2 separate regions of the Mus musculus genome follow, and region 2 is linked to region 1. The links are chromatin loops, found by intact Hi-C in ENCODE. Cell type or tissue: left cerebral cortex. All regions are shown on one strand.

Region 1 (8,000 bases):
TCTTTCTATTCCATGGAGGGGGATCTTGCCTGTTTCTCTGTGACTCACCATGCTTGCCTTGCGTGAAGCTGAGGCTTTTGACAGAGACACATGTTACATGGAATGGCATTTCTCTTTTTACATTTTCCTACGATGTTTCTCTCTCTAGCATTCATGCGTGAAATAGCTGATCATGACTTAGTTGCATTGATTTTAACAGCTGTAAAGGACCGTTAACCACCTTTTAAATCCCTAAGTTTATAAGTAGCTACAAGCCCACACTGCATGAACTTGGGGGTCTGCACACACACACACACACACACACTGCAGACCGTGCAATGGTAGATTCATTAGAAGAGGCATCAGCACCATGCCGGGGTGGCGGTGGGGTGATATAGGGCACCAGTAGGGAGAAGGCAGAGGACAAGAGGAAACGTCATGGCAAGGTTCAGCTTCCAGCTCTGCAGAAACTGTTCCCCCATCCCCACAGTGTCCGGAACGGGCGCCGGCAACTGGCAGTAACAGCTGAGTGAGGGGAGGGTCTGTTAGAGTCCGGCCTCTATTTTCTCATTTTAAGTTCATACGTGAAATGGATTTGCTTCTTTGTTAGTATTTATTCATGTATTATGACATGATGTCATGCTTCCCTTGGGTGGCCTGGGACAGAGATCTCCTTCCCGAGTGCTGGGATGCAAAGCACCACAGAGCCTGGCTCCTGCCTGTATCTTCACGTTCCTTCCATCTGCCATGGTTCACATCATTGTCAATCCCTTATCCACGGCTTCAGACACTTCATCCTGATTGGCATTGTTCTGTCCGGATGCTTCCACTCAAGGCGGTTAGTCTTCATCATCAACTTGACTCATTTGGAATCACCTAGGAGATTTAGTGAGATGTTCCTCCTGGGAAGTCTACAGGAATCAAGGGAAGGAAGAGGATGCCATCTGAATGTGGGTGGCACCACCTTCTGGGATGATGACAGAAGAATAGGAGAGACAGGAGGCAGCCAGCCAAGCGCCTGTCAGTAGTCAGCCAAGCACGTCTCCTTCCGTCTTTCTGCTTCCAGCTCTGTGATGAAATGGACAGATATCTGCCACTTTCCCTGACTGCCGTGATGTTCCTCCCAAGGGCATGAAGCCAAACAGTCATGAAATGAACCCACTGAAACCATGAACCACGATAGCCCTTTCTTTCTTTAACTTGTTTGCGTCAGGTGTCTGTCATAGAGCAAAGAAAGTAATCATCCTATGTTCTCCTCCCTCTCTTCTATTCTGAAGCATTAATGGTTTCCAGAAATTGTTATTTTTTACATTTATGTATGTATGTATGTATGTATGTATGTATGTATGTATGTGTGTGTGTGTGTATGGACATGCTGCAGTATATATTTAGGCAGAGACCAGGGTGTAAGACTTGGCACTGTTTCCAAAATGGGGGTTCCAGGAGTGGAGCTCAAGTTATCAGGCTTGATGGCACACAGCCTTACCTTCTGAGCCTTCCCTCCCCTTTCAGGTGTCATTCTTTAATGAATGAGTGTGAGTGTGAGTGTGTGTGTGTTGTATACTTTTCTTAACCAACCTTACCAAGTGTACTGACTTAATGACCACATCCATGTTCCCAATGTGCCAGAAAAAAAAATTACCTTTAGTCGAAATCTCCCACTTTCGGATTTATTTAGCCTGTTTAATATCTAGATCAGAAGCTTAGCACATCCTACATGGGGCTCATCATCTGTCATGCCTGCCAAGTCTCCTTCACTTGCTCTGTGTGCCATCCTCCCATCTCTGGTACAGTTGCCTGGACCAGCAGCCACAGGACCTTCTGTGCACATTTCATCTCCCCCATCTGGGTGGTCATACATCTCAAATATCTTTCCAACACTCTTATTGCCACCATCTTAGCCACGAGCTTCATCGTCTCTCCATTGTGTTATTAAATCCTCTCTCTCTCTCTCTCTCTCCCCCCTCTTTTTTTACAAGCCACAGGGTCCAGTTCTAAAATGTCCCCAGCCAGAGTCTAGATTAGGGAAAACAGAAACCAGGAAAGTATTTTAGACAGCTATGGACCTAGTGTTATCAAATGTTTTTTATGATACCTCAGAAAGTGCGCACCTCTTTGAGAACATGTGTGAACTTGCCATAGCCTGTGGAAGACTGAAGGTCAGAAAAAGCTGAAGTTTGCCAGGAGCTCAAGATCTTGAAAGTGGCTTTCTGAGAACACAGGAAGCAGCAGCTGTGGCTCAGGTTAAGACTTTGGAAAAAAATCACTATGGTACCCTTAGCTGTTGGTCGCATCAACGTGGGTGCTTCATACACAGCTAAATGAGAACAACCTGATACTGGTCCAAGCTCACATGCTTGCTAACCTCTGCATAAGAGTACGCATGGCCACTGACTTCTTCCTGCTGTTGGAATCTGGATCCCGAATTGGTGGATGTCAGACTGTAAAGTAACAAATTCAAAATCTGGGAAACCCAGTCCCAGGTTTTAAACTAAGGCAACCCAGCAGAGAACATGGAGGATAACACAGCTCTGAGGACCGCGGTAATCTGACATTCAGGAAAAAAAAACAAAAAAAACAAAAAACAGCTGGGGATGGAGAGGTGGCTCAGTGAGAGCACTGGCTACTCTTTCAGAGGACCCAGGTTCAATTCCCAGCACCCATATCAGGTACCTTACAACCACCTATAAATGCAACTTTATGGGGATTGAGTGCCTGCTTCTGGCCTTTGTAGACATCTGAGTGAATGATCCACCATCAGAGAAATAAAAATGAAGTCTTTAAAAAAAATCCATAGTTCTGGGGAATAGACAGGTCATGTCCTTCACAAAACGGGAGCTTCCTGCCTCCCCAGTCACCAGTCCGTTCTCCTCTTTTCATCAGTGCTGGTCTATTTTTGGTGGGATGGTTGATTATAAGGTTAGTTCTTATTCTGTGTTTCAGGATGGACTTGTGATCTCCTTGCCCAAGACTCTCCAGTGCTGGGCTTTTAGATGTATGCACTGGCCTTGTTGAAGGACTCTTAACTACTTGTTGCTGTGATCAAATATGGGTAATAAGCACCAGAAGTGGGAGGGGCTTATTTTGATTTATGTTCAAGACAACATGGTCAGTACATTGTAGTGGGGAATCATGACTAAGGATTGGCAAAGGCTAGTCACATTGGTTCCGCAGTCAGGAAGAAGAGAGCTAACAAGAATTAAGCTGTTAAACTTTAAGGCTTGCCTTGATTGATCCATTTCTTCCAGCAAGGCCCCACCTCCTAAAGGCTCTACATCTTCCTAAAAGGACATCACCACGTGGGGACTTAGTGTTCAAACATGCCCATGAGGGACATTCCATGTTCAACTATAATAAGAGCAGTGACACCACATTCTATATCTTTTCATGGACTTTTATCCATGTGTGGAAGTCCACTTGATTCCATCAATGCCCTCTTGAAATACTTACAGTGGTGTGTGTGTGTGTGTGTGTGTGTGTGTGTGTGTGTGTGTGTGTGTACATATTAAGACCAGAGGACAATCTCAGGTATCTTTCTTCAGGTGCTATCCACTTTGTTTGTTTGAGACATGGTCTCTCATTGGCTTGAACTCACCCGATATGATTGGTTGGCTGGCAACTGAGTCTCAGGAACCTGTCTCTGCCTCTGGAGAACTGGGACTACCATTTCTTGCTAGCATGGCAGGATTTTTACAGGGGTTTTGGAAGTCAAACTCAGTTCTTTGGCTCTCAAGGTAAGCCCTTAACTGAATAAGCAGTCTTCCCAGCCTTCCATCTATACTTCAGATCCTCTCTGTGTGGGTCCCCCATCACCCCAGCAATCCTGACTCTTGGGAAATCATTGAACATTTCCTTCGCCTCTTTAGTGGACACACTATCCATCCATGTGTCTGCCTCCTCTCCTACACTGGGACCTCCTTAAATGTTTTCCTCTTTGCTTTTATCTCCCGCATGCCCCACCTAGTGTTTGGTTCAATCCCTATGGAACACATGGGTACATGAAAGCTTCCGTAGGGCACTGTGCCTTGAGGTCATGACATTGCTGAAATTGCTTATAAGTGATACAAGGAACCAGATGCTTAGTAATAGAGACACATTTTCTAAATTCCACCCAGTGGAAAACAGTGTCGCAGAGGCTCCAGCTGTCTCCCTATTCACAGCCCTGACTCCTTGTCAGATCTAGAAGATGACTCTGCAGCTGTCTGTTTTCCTACATCCCCAAAACCTTTTCAAACGGATTATGCATTTCGAAGTCGTGTTGGACCCTGACTGGATACTATCCAGCGTCAAAAAGCATATATTCCCCTAGAAAGCTTGCTTTGTTGGATTGTAAAGGGCTTGAAGAAGGAAATGGAAATGGGGTTGAGGACGGGAGAGGGGAAAGCTGGCCATCTTTTTGCACAGAGAATGAGGAGGAGGGAATTGGTTTCCTAGGAGATAAGGCTTCTCTTTATTTAAAGTTTTCCCACAGACAGGCTTCTGCATCGGTGTCTTCTTCTTAGTCACAAAGAGAGTACCACAGAAGAGGCAGCTCAGAATTGCTTTAAGACAGGGCCTTTCGAAGGGGAGCTTCACTCGTTGGTCTCAGGTCATTGCTTTAGTCTAAAGACGGCTACAATCCTGAATGCAATAGGGGTTTTAATTATTTGATCTCTGATGCATTAGGAGAGGAACCCCGGTATGTAAAGAGGATGTAAACTCAGCTCTTCATACTTTGCCAAGGCCCATCCCCCCTCTGTGCCACTCCCTGCCAGCTTTTCTGACCCTCTCCAAGGAAGGCAGGCACACAGTAACTCCTCTATTGCAGGACCTTATCACTGGTCACATCTCCTTCCCAAGGAATCTCCTGAGGTGACAGGAATGAGAAGTAGAACACATTTAAAAGAGATAGTGACTCAGTTTCCCTGTATGTAGGTGGCCAGGCAAAGCTAGATTCTGTTGTGTGTAACTATTTTTTTTGTCTTACTCAGTTGGAAGCCATCGGACACATGTGTAGGTAAAACTGCACCTCAGCCCCTATGCCAGCACTTTTCTCAACTCTAGTGATGATCATCCTCTCCCGAGTCCACAGACTACATTGAAACGGGGTATGGCAATCAATCAGGGTTTTCAGTGTCTGCTCAGCTCAGGACCCACTCTCTGAGAACTGGCATCCTCTGCACCCAGTTAGGTGTCCATTAGCAGCCTCCCTGCTATACAACATTGTTCTCTGAATACCTGAGATTCAACCAAAGCCTGATTCTAGCTCAAGCTGGGTTAGGTATTCCTTCACGTCGATTGAATCTAGAGCAAAGAATGCTGGTTTCTATCTAAGCCAGATCTGTGAATGAAAAAGATGTCAAAAGCCCATGTAGTAGTCCTGCTGTGGACTGGGGTTATAGAGGGAGGACCAGAGGCACAGAAACCCCAGGAGTGCTATGTCTGGGATCCTGCTCCTCCTGGTGGGTTGCCTGGCTGCTTATCAAGTCAGCACAGGTGAAAGCTGCATCCTGTTATTTACAAGCAAATGAAGTAAGTGAAGGCATGCATGAAGGACAGGAGAGTCCAAGCACTTCGAGACTCTCCTTGTGCCAGGATTTAAGCAACCAAAGGTGGGGCTTAGGAGATTTCCAGAAAAGGGGAATGTGATTAAGGAGCTGGGATTCAGAGAAGCAGCACGTGCTGTGATGGCTAAGACTCTGCAAGGGATGTGTGTGTGTGTGTGTGTGTGTGTGTGTGTGTGTGTGTGTGCATGTGTGTGTCTATGCATATGTGCTAGTGTCTGTGTGTGCATGCACATGTGTGGATGTGAACTTGTGTGTGTGTTTTTACATGTGTTCCTTTGTGTATGTGTGTGTGTGTTTGCATATGCATGAATGCAGGTATGTGTGTGTATATAGACATTTAGTTCAGCGTATACAAAGCCCTGGGTGAATGTGGCCACTGGTCTTCCATTTCTGGGTCACTGTAAGCTGTGAAGATGGAAAGGCTCCTTGCAGAGAGAGGGATTTGGTTGGTAAAAGCCCTGTGCATTCTTCCCTAACTGGGGCTCTGATATAATCAAGCAGCACTCCAGTTTAGAGGCATAACCCAGCAGGACCCAGCTTAGAGGCATAACTGGAGAAGAATGCGATCTAGGTCCTGGATGGAGAAACTCCACCGAGGAGCCTTACTGTTCAGGTCCTCTCAGTCCTGACCTCCTCACCTGAAACCCTCTCAGCCAGGCTGGAGGCCAGCCCTGGTTAAATGGACCAAATACATATCATAACATATGCCACACGAATTACAATTTCCTGGGGGTCCTGGTGGTGCAGATCCATAATCCTATCCTAGCTATGCAGAAGCTGAGGCAGGAGGATTGGGGTTTAAGTACCATTTGGGCTACAGAGCACAATTCATGTTCAATTTGTGCAGCTTAGGGAGACTCGGTCTCAAAAAAAAATTGTGAGAAAGGAGTGGAATTTAGCTCAGTGCTTGAGTGCTTGCCAAACATCTGTGAGGCCTGAGGTTCAATCTCAGTACTGTAAAATAAACAAATTAATAAATAAAAAAAATAAAAATTACCGTTTCCTCTAAATCTAGCAGGTCTTGTGTGGCCTCCCCCTCCTCCCGTGCCTAGGAAAATGATGTTTCTTTCCTTGGAGCTCCAAGCTTTCCCTTTCTGTCATCCCCACGGCTGATTTCCAGCGCCCCTTTGCTCATGATTTTCCTCTTCCAATGGATCCTATTAACTGATTCTCTTCGCCATGTCAACACAATCTCTGAGAAAGAACCCCAAGAAGCAGACTGCCAAGGACTGCTCTGTGCAGCTCAGCCTAAGTGTCTGAGGCCACAGCTTCTGCCAGGCGCCCTCAGGAGGAGGATTTCAGTTCTGCCCTCTTGTTACCTGGCAACCTCTTGTTTTTATTTTCATCCCATTCCCCTCCCCCTCGAGCTGTTCATCTCTACAGGAGCAAGTTCTCTGCAGAACTCCGAGTGGCTGCCCTCACCACTTCCAGCTATCTCCCCTTCCTGACCTGGTTTGATGGGCGGTCTAGCCACAGTTGGTCTCAGAGTCTTTGCCACTGGATTCTCCCAGGAAGTGAGCAATGACATTTGTCACATTCAATGACATATCAAGGCAGCATTGCCAGTGGGATTCTAGGGTTGCCTTCTCAGGGATGCTCAGGTTCTTTGTGTTTCAGACAATGCATGGGACAAGATACAGAAGGGTAGTAAAAGCAGATATTCATTAACAGTTGGAGTGATGGCATACAGCACACTTCACAGAATAGACAAACACGTGATGGAAGATCCCTGAGGTCGTTGGGGATACCTCAAAGTTTAGGTGGAGAGAAAAGCTCATCTCTAGGAGCTAGGATAGGGTAGATTCTCACCATGATTAACAGGTTGTTATAAACGTTGGATAGTCTGCTCATGCATGGCCCATACAACCCATATTTTAAACATGTAAACCCCATCATGTATATATATGAGATGGTTAAAAAACGGGGGGGGGGTCTCCTGTTCAGACAGATTGACTCAATAAATGGTTTAATTTGTTTGGAAAAAGTCACCTTGTTTATCTCTCTTACTTATTAGGGCATGCCTGATCCTAAACTGTTACAGGAATAGGGGAGCTGTGTGACAGTCTATCTGGAAGGGACAGACACCTTCTTCAAAGGGGAGTCCTTATCCTGCCTATCTCAGGGAGACAGAGAGTGGTATGTCTCAGCAGTGTGGCCAGGAGCGTCAAACATCTCAGCCTTGGGCCATGCTGGGTGGGAAAGAACAATTAGACAGGACAACATGAAGCAACAGCTTGAGAGCGGGACTCTAACCTTCTGGTGGTACCGGGGGTGGGCTGTATATGAATATTTACAAAGAATCCGGGAAGCTGGGGATACAGATGCAGTCGATAACACCAGAGAACAAACAGTGTAAAAGTTATGCTAATTTTAGTCATTTATGAGAATGACTTTACCCTTTATAACTAATTATTGCATAAGCCATAGTTATTATGCACATCATTAATTGGTGTCAGATTAGACTTATTCTAAATC
Region 2 (8,000 bases), 61 kb before region 1:
ATCCCATTTTGGTACCTTACAGGTCAAAGGTAATTGTAAAGGTTAATCTGGACTTGTGTGATTTTTGTCTACTGGTTGGAGTAGGACATTTGACAATTCTGATGGTCTAAATAGACAACAGTTTGCAAACAAGAACAACCACAAAGTACAATGAGTAGAAGGGCGATACTTTGTACTGAATTTAAACTCCATACAGGTGAGCTATCACATCACCTTACCAGGGAAGCTGTTGATTACCACAAACGGAGTGACTTAATACAACAGGATTTTGTACTCAAATTCTGGAAGCCAGAAGCCCAAAGTCAGGTCATTGGTAAGTGTGGGTCCTAATGGACACACTGAAGAGTCTGTTCCTTGCTTGCCTTCTAGCTTCTTGTGCTGACCAGTGCCCTTGATATTCCCTAGTGTATGTGTGCACCCCCAAGGGTGCTGTCTCTTTCCCTCTGTGTTTCCATACAGCCTTCTTATAAGGGTGTCAGTCCCTTGGCCGAAGAAGCACTGACACCTGGTATGATGTCATCTTCACTAATTGCACCTGCAGGCTCCATTTCTACATAAGGTCACATTCCAGAGTCTGAATGCACACGCCTTCTGAGGGTCACTTTCAACCTGGAGCAGTCACGTTTTACTCAACAGATACTTCTGAAGGTAAAACCCTCTGGTAATTAGGCACTGATGAATCAGATGTGACTCATGCCGCACGTGGGGGTTTGCAGTCTGCGCCGTCTACATGAATGGTACATGTTAAGCAATGGTTACACATGTAGTAGAAATAGCAGAGGAAGCAGCAGAGGTGATGGCCTCACACGAGAGGAGATGCATACAGTCTGTGGTGGAGGAGAGCGCTGAAGATGGGAGAGTTAACTAAACTGTGAGTGTCAGCAGGTGATGAATACAGAGGCCAGAAGACTGCAAACAGACTTTCCCTGCACATAGCTTGTCTGCAATAGTCCAGCATGCTGGACACTGGCAGCCGCACCCTGGGACCCCAGCTGATCTAAAACGAAACCCCGCTTTTCCCATCAATGACCTGTAAGGCCATTCTGTACGGTCTGGATAATCAAAGTATGGACAGCCATACTTTGAGTTCTGAATGGGTGGGGTTTCTTAAGTATTTAGTTACCCACAGTAAAAGGATAAATAGCAGGCAGAGGGTAGATAGCCAAACGCTCTCAAATAGGGCACTTAAAACACCCACCGGCAACGGACTGGGGAAGTGAGATAGTAGCTTGAGGAGCCTTCTCTTCGTGGCCGAGCTTCCCACAGCTGAACTTTCCGTACCTTCTCCCCACTGCGGGCGGCTTCATCTCACGGGGTGAATGATGGCAACATCTGCTTGAAGTGGTTCACCTTCTAACTGTCCTCATGGAGACACCTCCACTCATTGGCTGTTTTTCTGTTCTTGTCCCTCTCCTGAAGAGAGATAGGGGGCTCCTTATCTTGTATAGCACTTTGGGAGAACACCCTTGGGTCTGAAAAGCAGCAGTGGACACAACCCCATCTCCAGCGCAGCTTCTCAAAGAGTTCGACCAAGGCTCTTCATTAACATAATAAACAGAGGAGACAACAGCCCTTTACCTCCCAGCCTGCACCTCCCCCTCCGACAGAGTGGGGTGACTCTGTCGGGCTGAGCCTCAAGACCCATTTGAACCCACGAGACCCCTTTTCATCCCTGAGCTGAGTCAACAAAATATAACAAGTGGCTCGGGTCTGGCTTAGCTTTTTCTCCTCCCACAGGGAGCTATCCCCAACTTCTCCCTGTCTCCAGCTCAGGTCTATTTTCTGCCGCAATGCAGACCCGGTGTTTAGCACTGTGGTTGTCAATGGCTTTTCCATTGCATTTCAGGAGGCCCGGTTTTCTCCTGAAACCAGCTTGAGAGCATGTGGCCCACATTCAGGTTTCCCACGAGGCAAAGGCAGAGAGACACTGTTTTCATGGCTCGCCTTCATCAGCAGAGGGGAAAAGTGATACAAAGTGCATTTTCCTTTTAATTGACTTGTAGTAATTGTGCATATTTACAGAACACGGCCTGTCATTTCAATATGCCATGTGCGGTGATCACATCAAGGTAATTGGCATATCTATCACCGCAGACATACATCAGTTCTTTGTGTTGGGAACATTCAAGATCTGGCAGAGGCAGTTTTTCAAAACAGTATCTTTCCTTCAGTTAAAAGAGAAAGGAGACAGATAGTCCATAATAACATTTGAAATATCACAACTGAAAAAAAATATTGTAAGAAGAGTTGCGCTCACTCTCAGGAAAAAGGCTGGAGGTTTTAGCCTTTGGTTCCTTGGCAGTGTGGGTACAATACATAGTCTCAGTGATTTGATGGGAGATTAATTTTTGAGTTTTGGGGCATCTTGAAGACATCAGACAGTCCACAGCTGCCTCCCCCTTCCTGGAATGGTTATTATAATTATTTTATTTTCATTTAAAAATTATTATGATTTTATGAGACAGGGTTGTGTGGATCTCAGGCTAGCCTCCAACTTACTATGTAGCCAAGGCTAGCCTTAGACTCCCAGTCCTCCCGAGGGCAGGGATTACAGATATTACGTCACACTCTTCCTTCTACTTATTTAAATGACCGAGACCCTCCACCCGCCTTGGTGTGAGTCTCCACACTGCCGAGCTGGGTTCGGTCCCTCAGTCCCTCAGTATCTCTCCTTTGTGGCCACTGACTAAGAACCCAGTGGCCCAGGTCCCAGACAGACACAGGTCCTCAGAATCAGAACCAGGGGCCTGGCCCCTACTCCCAAGTTCTGTCTTCTGAGTCTTTCCCCAAAGGTTATGCATGTCTTAATCACATAGAAAAGAAAAAAAAATTAAAGCCATTTTCACTCGTTGTCTCCAGTCTAAAAATAGGGTGACAGAGGGATCGTGGGATAAGCAGCCAGAGCAAGGAAGAGTCGGTTGCCACAGTAACCAATGAGCCTTTTCACTGCATTTGCCTTGACTGTGTGATTTCTGTGAGTTTTTTTTTCCTCCTTTCCTTCTCTCATGCGTAGGGTGGGGGTAGGTGGTGGGGGCACTTTTAGATTATATAATATGGATCCAGATTTCTTACTTCCGGCATCAAACTGTCTTCATGGAATTGTTATTTGTGTTACCCCCTACCCCATTACCAACAGCCCAGAGCTAGTTAGTTGACTTGGCTGAGATCAAAGGATTATGACCACACCCATCTTGACTTACATAAGTATCTCTTTTTTTGAACACATCCCCATTTTTATTTTTTTTTTTACACTTAATTTTTAAAGTTGGCGTATGAAGTGGTGACTTTCACGATGGCATTTTTTCCCCAGATGCGCTCATTATTATGCTCTGTTTTAATTCTTCCCTTCCTTTAATGTCCCCTGTAACGTCCCCCAAATCATTCTCTTTTCTGCTTTCTGGTCACCCACATTCCATTACTACATCTCTCCTGCCTCCCTTCAGATCTCTTCCTTGCCTTTCAAGACCTACTCTGTAGTTTCATGACACATACACATGCACACACATGCATGCACACATGTGCACAAATGCATGCACACACACATGCACACATACATGCATACACATCCCCAGCCCCCTCCATGCAGGTCCACATAGGACCACACATAGAGCCAGCCAAACTACTCTAACATGGGGTTGGGCTGGTTCTGAGGTGGTTACCTCAGGCTCCACTCTCTCCCAGACTTCAGCTACCCAACTCTGACATAAGCCCTTGTAGTAGCCTCAGGATTCCCTGGCATGAAGAAACAGGCTGGTGTTTGAATTTTGCAATAGCCACCACCTTGAGTGCAAACTGCTTAACACTTTTGTGCTTGTAGTAGGGCCAGAAGAAAGAGAGGGCAGAAAGCAATCAGTGTGGTTGCTGGGATATATTAGACACTTCATAAATCTTAATTTTCTCCCCACTTTTCTTTCCTGTCATTTCCTTTTGTCTGTTTGGCTGCTGCAGGCTATCTCGAGGTAGACAGTAATTTAAAAATGCCGCTTATATTGTAGGGGCCACCCTTTCGGGCCTCCGCACTTACACAGTGGGAAACACTCTCTTCTGGCTCTCTTTTGATCCCGTTTTCTATGTATAGTCTTCATTCTCTCTGATGGTTACCTGTGGCTTCACGTGGCACACACTTCCTGGTCCTGGCCACTTTTCATCTGAATCCTTCTTTATTCTCCTCTTGAAGAGCTCAGTGGGTACCAGGATGGCTCATCAGGTTGAACTCAATATGTAAAAAGGTGTTTAAGGGATCCAGATAAGTTAAAGCGAGCGTGATAAGCTCCAGTCTTCATCTCATTGCTTATTAGGGCGAGGAAGTGCGAATGGAGAAGCTCAATGGGAGTGTGTTAGTGGAGGAAGTAACTTACCTGCAATGAGGGGGATACAGCCCGAGACCACCTAAGCAAAGCAAAGCAAAGCAAAACAAAACCCAAACAAGTGGAGGCTGAGGCGAGGCTGAGTTTCAATCCCCAGAACACACATAAGAGCCTGATGCACAGAGGAAGAACTTGTAATCCAGTGCCCCTAAAAGGAGATAGGAAGCAGGGAAAGGAGACTCCAGAAGTGCATGGGCCAGCCAGTCTGCTGTACGCAGCAGAAAACCCACGAAGATACCTGCCTCAAACAAGGAGGAAGATGAAGGCTGACATTTCCCTTGTCCTCTGACATCCATACACATACAGTGCCTCCCTCCCATGTGCCTGCATTCACACACAGGTCCAGCTGAGAGGAGAGAGGTCTAGGTCCTGGTCCCGGTCCCTGTTCTGGACCCATTGGGGTCTCTCCCATACTGGTCCCTGTTCTGCACTCTTTGGGGTCTCTCTGGAGGTTAATGGTGATGGCCCCAAAGAAACACACCCAGGCCGGGAGTCTGTCAAAGCAGGAACCCAACTTTATGGCATCAGCCTCTCGATTATATAAGTTTGGAGCATAGGAAGGGGGATTTTTGGTGGGGTAAGATGATGTAGGAGGTGGGGAAGGGTGACAGAGGGTATGGAGTGACTGACAGGGCCAATGGCAAAGCTCTGCATCAGCAAAGGCAGGGCAGAGGCAGGGCCAAACAGGTCTTGCTGAGTCACCCCAATACAGAACTGACTGAGACAGGTCTCAAAACTCAAGCCAGGCTAGGGTTTGTCCTCAAGGCCCAAACCAGGGTCAAACTGGGACCAAACACACATGAATGCACACACATGTGCACACACAGAGGCACACAAATATGCTCGAACACATGCACACATGACACACAGGAGTGGAAGGCCAGGAAAACCAACCTCAGAGACTCCCTAGCTTCAGGACTTCTGTGTATTAGTTCTTTTCTGAGTGGCCTTGTCCTTGCTCACCCAGTGGCTTGCTTGAGTTTGTACTATGGACTCTGAGTGACCTCTTAAGACACGGGGACAGATAAGAGCAGAGGAGACCATTCAGTGGGTAAAAGCACAGGTCAGATGTGGTCATTTTGGAGAGAAGAATGGAGTTGGCTGAGTGATCTCTGAGATGAATAGTCACCATAATGACTTGACTCAAAGCAGGGTGAGTCAGTTTCTCAAAAACTCCCAGAATTCTCCCCACAGGTTTCATTCAAGGGCCATTTTCTAGCAGCATTAGCTGGTATTAATCTTGTGCTCTCCTAGGAGCATCTGGGCTGTACTCGTGCGTGTTCCCAGAACAAATAAATCATCAACAATGTAAACACGTTACTCAGAACATGTGCCTGGAGATCCCTTTCTATAGCATGGAGTACACATGTGTCTTCATACCGGAGACTCTAACAATGCCCCCCACCCACCTCTCCCATACCCTATCAAAGATGCGCACTGCTGTTGGGACAGACAAATCACAGAGGGTCACTGGGATAAAATACCAGGATCAAAGCCAACTTATGGAAGAAGGGTTTTACTTTGGATTCTGGTTCCAGAGGGATGAGAGCCGGCCATGCTAGGGAAGCATGCTAGTAAGGGGCAGACATAGTGTCAGGAGAGGGAAGCTAAGAGCCCACATCCCCAACTGCAAGCGGAGGCAGAGAGAGTAATCCAGAAACGGTGTGAGACAATACGCTGTCAAAGCCCACTTCCACTAACACACTTGCTCCAGCAAGGTTGCACTACCCAAACCTCCCTAAACAGTGCCACCAACTGGGTTCTGAGTATTCAGATCCCCAAGCCTGCAGGAGACATTTCCCATTCCAATCACCACAAGTAAAATCAGTTAAAAAAAAAAAAAAAGAACAAAAAAACTTCCTAGACACTCTGGCAGAAGAGAGGCACAGGTCAGCGTAAGGCAAGGGTTGATTTTTCTCTGAGGAAGGAGGCACGGTTTTAGCCTTCAGGGAGCACTGAATTCCGTGCAACAAGACAGATGAGGTCTCAGGTACAAAAGTATAGCCAGAATTGAGACAGTACTGAGGATGAAAAATGACATTGTGGCAGCAGTCTCCCTGAGGATGTAAAGGCCATTAATGGTTGCTGGAGGGGGGGAAGGGGGGGGGGAGGCAAGTCCTTTAGCTGTGCAGCCTCTGATAGCTGTCCTTTGTCCTGTTAACAACCCATCACCCATGTGCCTGTATGTAAATCGAATTAAACTCAGTGGTTCATAGATAAGCTTTGATAGTAGATGGAAGGCGGGTTGGGGAGAGGTAGGTAGGTGATCTGTACCTGTGAGAGGGGACAGGTGACAGTAATGGGGAGGGTGAATATGGCCAAAATATGTTATATGTACATGTATGAAAGTATACATGTATACCCCTCACTATATATGATTAGTATCAGCTAATAAAGGTTGAAAATAAATAGAACCACAAGTCTAAAACTTAACTGTTTATAATATTGCATCTCAAAGTGGATTTTGAGTCAGCGTCTCACTAGACTCTGTGACGGGGCTGAAAGCTTGTATTGATGAATCCACAGGCCAAAATCTTAACCCTGAGTCAGGTGTGATGATGTAGGTCCACCATCCCAGAACTTGGGATGCCAAGGCAGGAAGATTGCAAGTTAGAGGCCAGCCTGGGCTGTTCAGGAAGGACCTCTCATGTGTGCGTGCACGTACACACACACACACACACACACACACACACACACACATGCATATGCACACACACATACCTTGAATGCTGCTTCTCCTCAAATGAAAAAGAACTCTTTTCTTCAAGATGAAGGTTTTAAGAGGTGGGGCCCCTGGAAGGTGATCAGATGTTGAAGGATCCCTTCCAAATCTGATTAGTATCCTTGCAAAAGAGATCCCAAAGGGACCCTTCTTCCTCTCTGCCAGTGACCACACAGCTAGAAGGCCCACAAGTGAGAAAGCAAAGCAAGGCCTAAGCAGATACCGAGCCTGCTAGCATCTTGACCTTGAACTTCTCTGTCTTCAGTCCTGTTGTATGTAAGGCACCTATCCACAGACCCTCATCAGAGCATCTCCAACAGCCGACTAGATGCTAATAGGTGCTTCTGCAAATGAGGGCAAGGGAAAGAGAAGAGAGCGAAAGAGAGAATGGAGAGAAAATGGAAGGGGAAGTGAAGGAGAGAGACCGTGTCAGAAATAACAAACTAAAACAAGTTTTAACATGTCTTTAATCAATACTTTAATTTCACTTTTAATTATCTCTATATATGTATCCTAGTTTGGTTTCTGTGGCTGTAATAAAATGCTGACTAAAACCAATTTGGGGAGGAAAGGGTTTATTTGGCTTGTGGGTCAGTAAGAAAAGAGGCAAGTGGTCTAGGCAGGGACTTGGAGGGAAGAGTGAACCCAGAGAGCCCAGAGGGACACTGCCTATGGCTTTGCTCCTCATGGCTTGCTCATTTTGCTTTTTCATACAGTCTAGGACCACCAGTCCAGGAGGGGTGGCTCTGCCCACAGTGGGCTAAACTCTCACATAGCAACCTTTAGTCAAGAAAATGACCTTCAGACCTGTCTGTATGCTGGCCAGTCTAAGGGAAGAAATTCTTCAATTGACATTTCCTCTGCCTATGTGACTCTAGTTTGTGTTAAGTTGACAAAACATATGGGTGTAA

The links. Peaks named below come from ENCODE experiments on the same cell type or tissue, not always from the same donor. Only the 100,000 strongest peaks of a DNase experiment are listed, where the experiment ranks them.
Region 2: a loop joins it to region 1, with 2.1 times the contacts of the local background. A loop is called at or near these places in 2 of 42 quality-filtered maps.

Annotation. Positions count from the first base shown.
Region 1 is chr6:136,238,049-136,246,048 of GRCm38, reverse strand. No RefSeq gene overlaps it. Among named protein-coding and RNA genes, the nearest start is that of Gm26105, 39 kb to the left of the region's middle. In left cerebral cortex, CTCF peaks have their summits at 3,945 and 6,788; DNase peaks (open chromatin) are centred at 4,360, 5,264, 5,378, 6,729 and 2 more places; H3K27ac peaks cover 3,501 bases.
Region 2 is chr6:136,299,449-136,307,448 of GRCm38, reverse strand. No RefSeq gene overlaps it. Among named protein-coding and RNA genes, the nearest start is that of Gm26105, 22 kb to the right of the region's middle. In left cerebral cortex, no CTCF peak of the experiment used is centred here; DNase peaks (open chromatin) are centred at 740, 1,938, 2,917 and 3,408; H3K27ac peaks cover 2,652 bases.